Regions from separate parts of the Homo sapiens genome. Here region 1 is linked to region 2. A link is an interaction called in ENCODE POLR2A ChIA-PET data of the cell type or tissue named here. Cell type or tissue: Panc1. All regions are shown on one strand. Links, peaks and the distances in the headings refer to the core of each region. The heading gives the core; the rest is flanking DNA.

Region 1 (2,895 bases), core at 1-2,500, 160 kb before region 2:
GGATAAATGAGCTAGGGGCTTGGTCCAAGACCCAGAAAGCAAGAGAGTGAAGGGATATCCCCAGGAGGAGGCAGCTGAGCACTCCCAGATTTTGGGGGGTCTTCCAGATCAGCTTCCCCCTTCCCCCTAGTCATTAGAAGGGAGAGCCCCAATGAAGACTAGCTTGGTTGTCACATCTGTCCACCCTCCTGCCAAGGGCATATGTGGTTCCACATGAGTCACCAGGAGCCCCTCACGGGTGTCCTACCAAAGAGCTCAAGAAAGGTGAGGTTAAACTGGCCCTGGCCACAGAGGCTGGAGGGCCGGGGTGCCTGGACCCCAGGGTTGGCCAGCAGGGGTCGGGGGAGGTGCTGGTCGCTCAGTTTCCACCTGCACACACCCTGTATGCTCCCTATACACACATTCTTGGCACAACCAGTGGCCTTACCACAAAGCCAATGCCCAGTGCTACCTACTTACACCACCACCACCCCTGCTTTCTGGACTGACCTCCACCTCCCCTAATCACCTGTCATTCTCAGCTGGCTTCGGAACCACCACATTTGCTGTAGGGTTGGGGAGGGTTACTGGGTGGATGGATGAGGGGGCTGAGGAGAGCCCCCACTCACCAAAGTCTCCTCTCCTCTTCCCAGGAGCAGCCAGGGATTCATGCACATGAAGCTGTCCCGAACCAAGGAACACAAATATGTGCTGGGCCAGAACAGCCCGCCCTTCAGCAGCGTCCCTGAAATTGTGCACCACTATGCCAGCCGCAAGCTACCCATTAAGGGAGCCGAACACATGTCCCTGCTCTACCCTGTGGCCATCCGGACTCTTTAGATGTGAAGCCAGGGCACTGTGATAGACCTGTACCCAGCCCTGTGCCCATCACCTGGCTGAGGGCTGTGGCTCTTGCCAGGGACGTGATCTTTCAAACCTTTCTTCTCCTGGGATCCAGTAGAAGCTGGAGATTCCTTAATTTATTCTAAAGGGAAAGGGCTCCTGGGGCCTTGGAGTAAGGGGTTGTCTGGAGCTGGGGAAAGAGGAATCCCTGGAGAGAAAGGATAGCCCCTGGAGGAAGGGGGTTCCAGAGCTACTGGGATGGTAGGGAGTTTCAGACTGGCAGCTCCGGCTCCTTTCCGACCTTAGGGCAGAGGTGGTGACCTCCACCACCACCACCCTCTCCCCACTGGGTCCGTGCGAGGTAGTGCAGAATTCGGCCCCTTGGGGCGCCTTACCACCTCTCTGCCTCCGTCCCCGACTTCCACCCCAGACCGTCGGAGGGCTCCGCCCAGAGTCTGGTAAGAGGTTTGGGGAAGACAGGCCCCTGGGAAGCAGCCGGCTTTGGGGGGTGGGGAGAGAAGGGGAGGGGCTCGGGCAGAGGGAACTGTGCAGTCCCCAGGCCGCCCCGGCTCCGGGCCAGAGGCAATAAATAAACCCGATCCTGCCGGGCACAGCCGCGCCCGCGCCTCCGGCGCCGTCCCCGGGCTGACGGGGGAGGGAGCGGAGAAGCGAGCGCAGATTCTGCGTATAAATCAGCTCTGGAGCAGACACAGCCCGGCTGTGAAAAGCACTTTCGAAGCATCAAGTTCCTTTCTTTGACGAGATGTCAAAACATCCCCGCCGCCCCCGCCCCGGCTGGGGGCACCCGAGGCCCGCTGGCCGCGCGGCGCCCCCTCCCCGCGGCGCGCGGCTTCCCCCGAGCGCGTCCAATTTCCTGCCAACAGCCATTTGTCTGGGAGGAGGGGAGGCGCGGAGAGACAAAGAGGCAGCGCGCCAGGCCGGGGAGCGGGGCGGCCTGCCACGCGGAAGCCGCGCGCCGGCGGAGGCGGGAAGGCTGGCGGGACGGGCCGCGGGGGCCGCGCTTGTCTCCTTGGCCGAGGAACTGAGGGCCTGCAGCGCCTCCCTCGCGCCCTAACGGAAGGGTTTGTCCCGGGCAGACCCTCGGGCGTGGCCGGCCTGCGAGCCCCTAACCACCGGCCCGCGGCCTAGGCCGCACCCCGACCGGCGCCCACCGCTGGAACCCGCCCAGGCCTCTGGGCGGGCCCGGGGAGGCCCACTGGGTCGCCAGGCGGAGCGGCTCTCAGGCTGCCCCAGGCCCGCCCCACCCCGCGGGCAGGCTGGTCAGGACCCCTCGACATGCTGGACAGGCACCTTCGGGGGACCGCTGAGCCAAAGGGCCGTCTGAGGGCCTCTTCCAGAACCTAAACGTGCAACCTCCAAAGTGTGCTGTGAATCACAGTACTTGAGAGTTTCTAAACCAGTGGCTATTTTCTCGAAATTGAGGATATGTGGTATGCAGGCGTTTTGTGGAAGCAATAGGAAGGATCACTTAAAATTGGGCACTCTCTTGCCGGGCGCGGTGGCTCACGCCTGTAATCCCAGCACTTTGGGAGGCCGAGGCGGGCAGATCACCTCAGGTCGGGAGTTCGAGACCAGCCTAACCAACATGGAGAAATACCGTCTCTACTAAAAATACAAAATTAGCCGGGCGTGGTGGTGCGTGCCTGTAATCCCAGCTACTCGGGAGGCTGAGGCAGGAGAAATCGCTTGAACCCGGGAGACAGGTTGCGGTGAGCCAAGATCGTGCCATTGCACTCCAGCGTAGGCAACAAGAGCGAAACTCTGTCTCAAAAAAAAAAAGGGGCGCACTCAGAGAAATTCCCTCAGAGGGTTGTCCTGTCTTTAAGTCGACTTGGAGAGCATCCAGCCATTTTGCAGATGAGAAAACAGGCCCAGAGAGGTTGGGTGATGTGTTCATTTGTCTCCTGCTATCATCTCACTGCCTGGAAGAGCCATGTAGGCACAGGTGCCCAACTCTCCCTTTGCTCAGAGAAGGGCTGGGAGTGACTGAGGTCCTGGTAACAAGCCAGGCGGCTCTGGCTCCCTATAGACTCCAGCTGAGTCTGCCCCCGA
Region 2 (2,908 bases), core at 288-2,787:
TAAGGTCTGACTCCAGCATAGCTAGGGGGCATGGCTAATTCCACATGTCCACAGACCTTAGCTAGAATTTCTAATGGCTCCAAAGTAGGTAAGCCTAACAATTTTCAAAAGTCAAAGAAACCGTTTATGACCTTAAAGCATTTAGCAAACCTAACATCTGACCTAATTTAGACTAAACATCTAAATTGTGAAGACATTTTTTACCAATAATCTTTAAAACTGTTTTTATTTCCAAAAGATCACTGAAATCACGTGAACAAAAAGGCATTAAAATGTTTCTGTTTTTCTGACAAAATACTTGATTTAAGTGCTTATTTTTCTAAGCCAATTAGTCAGAGCTCTTTTATACAAACACCATGCATACAACACATATACATAGACAGACAGACAGAAGATCTGGTAGTTGTAAGATTTTTCACTTGCCAGTTTCTTAATTGAATTACTGGCTTCAAGATGGCACCCTTGGAGGAACAGCATCAGCAAAGCATGGCATTTCTAGGGCCTAATAAAAAGGCATAGCTGGAAGGCAAAAACATATCCCCAAAATTAAGGGTGCCATTTGTATACTGCATCCTGGATCCCCCCAGAAGAGGAAAATGCTATGGGAAAGAGTGCAATGCTTCTACCGTGCATGTCATTGCAAAGCAACCCAAAGCCAATCAGCCCATTTTGAAACCAGCCCATCCTCCATGGGAATCTCCTCTCAGTTGCAGGTGGGGATGTTTCCATATCTTCCAGGTGGCCAAGAGCATGCTTCTCTAATCCAAAAATCCAAGAGCCAAGCATCCCTCTTAACTGCCATTAGCCATTCCTTAAAGTATATTTCCTACCTGGTTATTACACACCAAGACTAAAAGCTCTCAAATAATGCAAAGTAATTTTTGATACCTGCCAAAGTAAAAAATTTGAGATAATGTAAGGTAAAACAGAAGACAGCCTTAGATTTTGAGAGGGATCTATTCTTTTTCAATTCCTAGGGTTCCATGAGAAAAACAGCGCTTTTTCCCAGAATGGGGTCTGTGGCACTTCCTGTTTTTCCCTAAGAGTTCCAGGCTGTTAGAATTTATCTTAGGTTCTCTCATGTGGGCATCAAGAGTGTTGAGAAGACAAAAGTGGAGAAAAACAACTCAGTCGAGCGAGAAGAAAAAAACCTTTTTTGTTTCTTTAGAAAAATAAGATCCAAGAAGAGAAAAAAGAAACCATGTAAAGGTATTTTAAATATGTGTGCAGTTTGGATATCTGCTTTTAATGAAGCTGATTTTAACCATACAGCTCTTTAAAAAATTATTTTTTAAATATCTAATTATTAGACTCTAGCCAGGACAGTCAATATTCCTTGCTTTTGAACTTTACCACAGGTAACTTCCCATGTGAAATTAATGTTTTAAATAAGGTTATAATGGATACATAAGGTATTTCAAAGAGATAGTAAGCAGTTTCTTTTTTTTTTTTTTAACAAGATCTAGAATCTTTCCAAGGTAGTTCAAAGGAAAACTCAAGACACGAAATCAAAAGTGGTCCACGGGGGAAAAAAGAATCAATAAGTGGCAAAAAGTTACACAAATAAACCAGAAAAGACTCATTCCCTAAGAATTGAACCCAGGCTGCCATTGTCAAAAGACAAGGCCTTAGCTACTGAGGTACAGCATTGAGCAGTTTCTATTGCTCTTCCTAGAAGAAGCCTAGAGCAGCCAATTTTGAGCTTGCAAAGGCTTTTAACTGCTGAAGTTAACTTTTAGGGTTAACTATGATATGCATCCCCAAATTCCTGTCCTCTGGATGCCAGAGACCAAGAGAAAGTATCTCCACATGGTCACAAGGTTGGGCTCTTAAAGACACAAAACAAGACAGATAAATTTCATCTGGTATTGGTTTCAGGGACACACAGCAAAGTTTGTAACTGAGCAGCCTGCCAGGCTGGCTTGAAAAATGGGCTTACAGGAGTCCTAAACCCACATTCTATTCTGTGATACCCTTCTCTCCATTACAGAACAACACAGAAAGACAAATTCTTAGCACAAAGTACACCATATTTGCTACAACCTAACACTACTCTCAGAAATCCTTTCTTCTACTAATCAAACCCTTGCAGAGGAGACATTGATGTTTATCATTTATACACAGAGAGAAAGAGACAGAGACCGGAAACTTGGCTGGTAAGAAATTCCTACCCTTTTTGCTGGCATACCAGGTTTCTGTGTCCCCTTTCTCTGAAGCTTCCAGAAAATGGAGCAGCTTTTGATGACCCTGCTTACTGTGCCATAGCTGTGGGGGCCAAGCCCTGTTACAAAAGAAAATCATCCATTTCTGTTTTATGGAACCATAGGCAAAAGCTTCTCACTTTTCCAAGATGCTGCCTGATGGGTTGCATGGGGAACTGAATTAATATTTTCCATCCCAGCCGAAGCAAAATACACATAACGAAACAGACACTAGTCACCTCGTTCAGCACCCAATATTGACCTGGCAAGGCTCAAACTTTCTCATGTTGGTTCCCATAGTCTTTGATCCACTCCAAGTGGAGAGGGATGACCTCCAACCGGTAATTGAATAGGTGGTCTCTGGGCAAGATGAAGAGTGGACAGTCACCCCATGTCAGGCCTGTTGAGCTTTCTTCAGGGCTCATCAGATGTAACCTGACTTACGTAGAGTTCTCCGAGTTAGGCCTGCTGGACTTCCATCAGCAATTCCCTCAGAGATCCCCTCAACATATACAAACACACACACAACAAAGACAAGACAGACAGAAGGCCTTTGAGACACAGATTCCAGACCCAGTCACAAACCAAGAGTATTCCTCCAAACAAGTCCCCTATTCTCCATCCAATTAGACATCTCACCAGTAGACATCTCGTGATGGGGCTAAAGACAGACACCCCATGATGGAGCTAAAGACAGACACCAAAAA

The links. Peaks named below come from ENCODE experiments on the same cell type or tissue, not always from the same donor. Only the 100,000 strongest peaks of a DNase experiment are listed, where the experiment ranks them.
Region 1: POLR2A ChIA-PET joins it to region 2 with 6 read pairs; 2 of 35 experiments call an interaction of 5 or more read pairs at or near these places.

What each region holds. Positions count from the first base shown.
Region 1 is chr15:45,165,871-45,168,765 of GRCh38, reverse strand. It overlaps SHF (Src homology 2 domain containing F), which reads left to right. Exons shown (of 7, transcript NM_001394037.1): 7 at 633-1,552. The coding sequence ends at 819. Among named protein-coding and RNA genes, the nearest start is that of SHF, 21 kb to the left of the region's middle. RefSeq lists enhancers at 552-1,053, 1,045-1,134 and a silencer at 1,335-2,134. In Panc1, for the core only: a CTCF peak has its summit at 1,212; a DNase peak (open chromatin) is centred at 1,205; H3K4me3 peaks cover 1,592 bases; H3K27ac peaks cover 1,793 bases.
Region 2 is chr15:45,005,438-45,008,345 of GRCh38, reverse strand. No RefSeq gene overlaps it. Among named protein-coding and RNA genes, the nearest start is that of SORD, 16 kb to the left of the region's middle. In Panc1, for the core only: no CTCF peak of the experiment used is centred there; no DNase peak of the experiment used is centred there.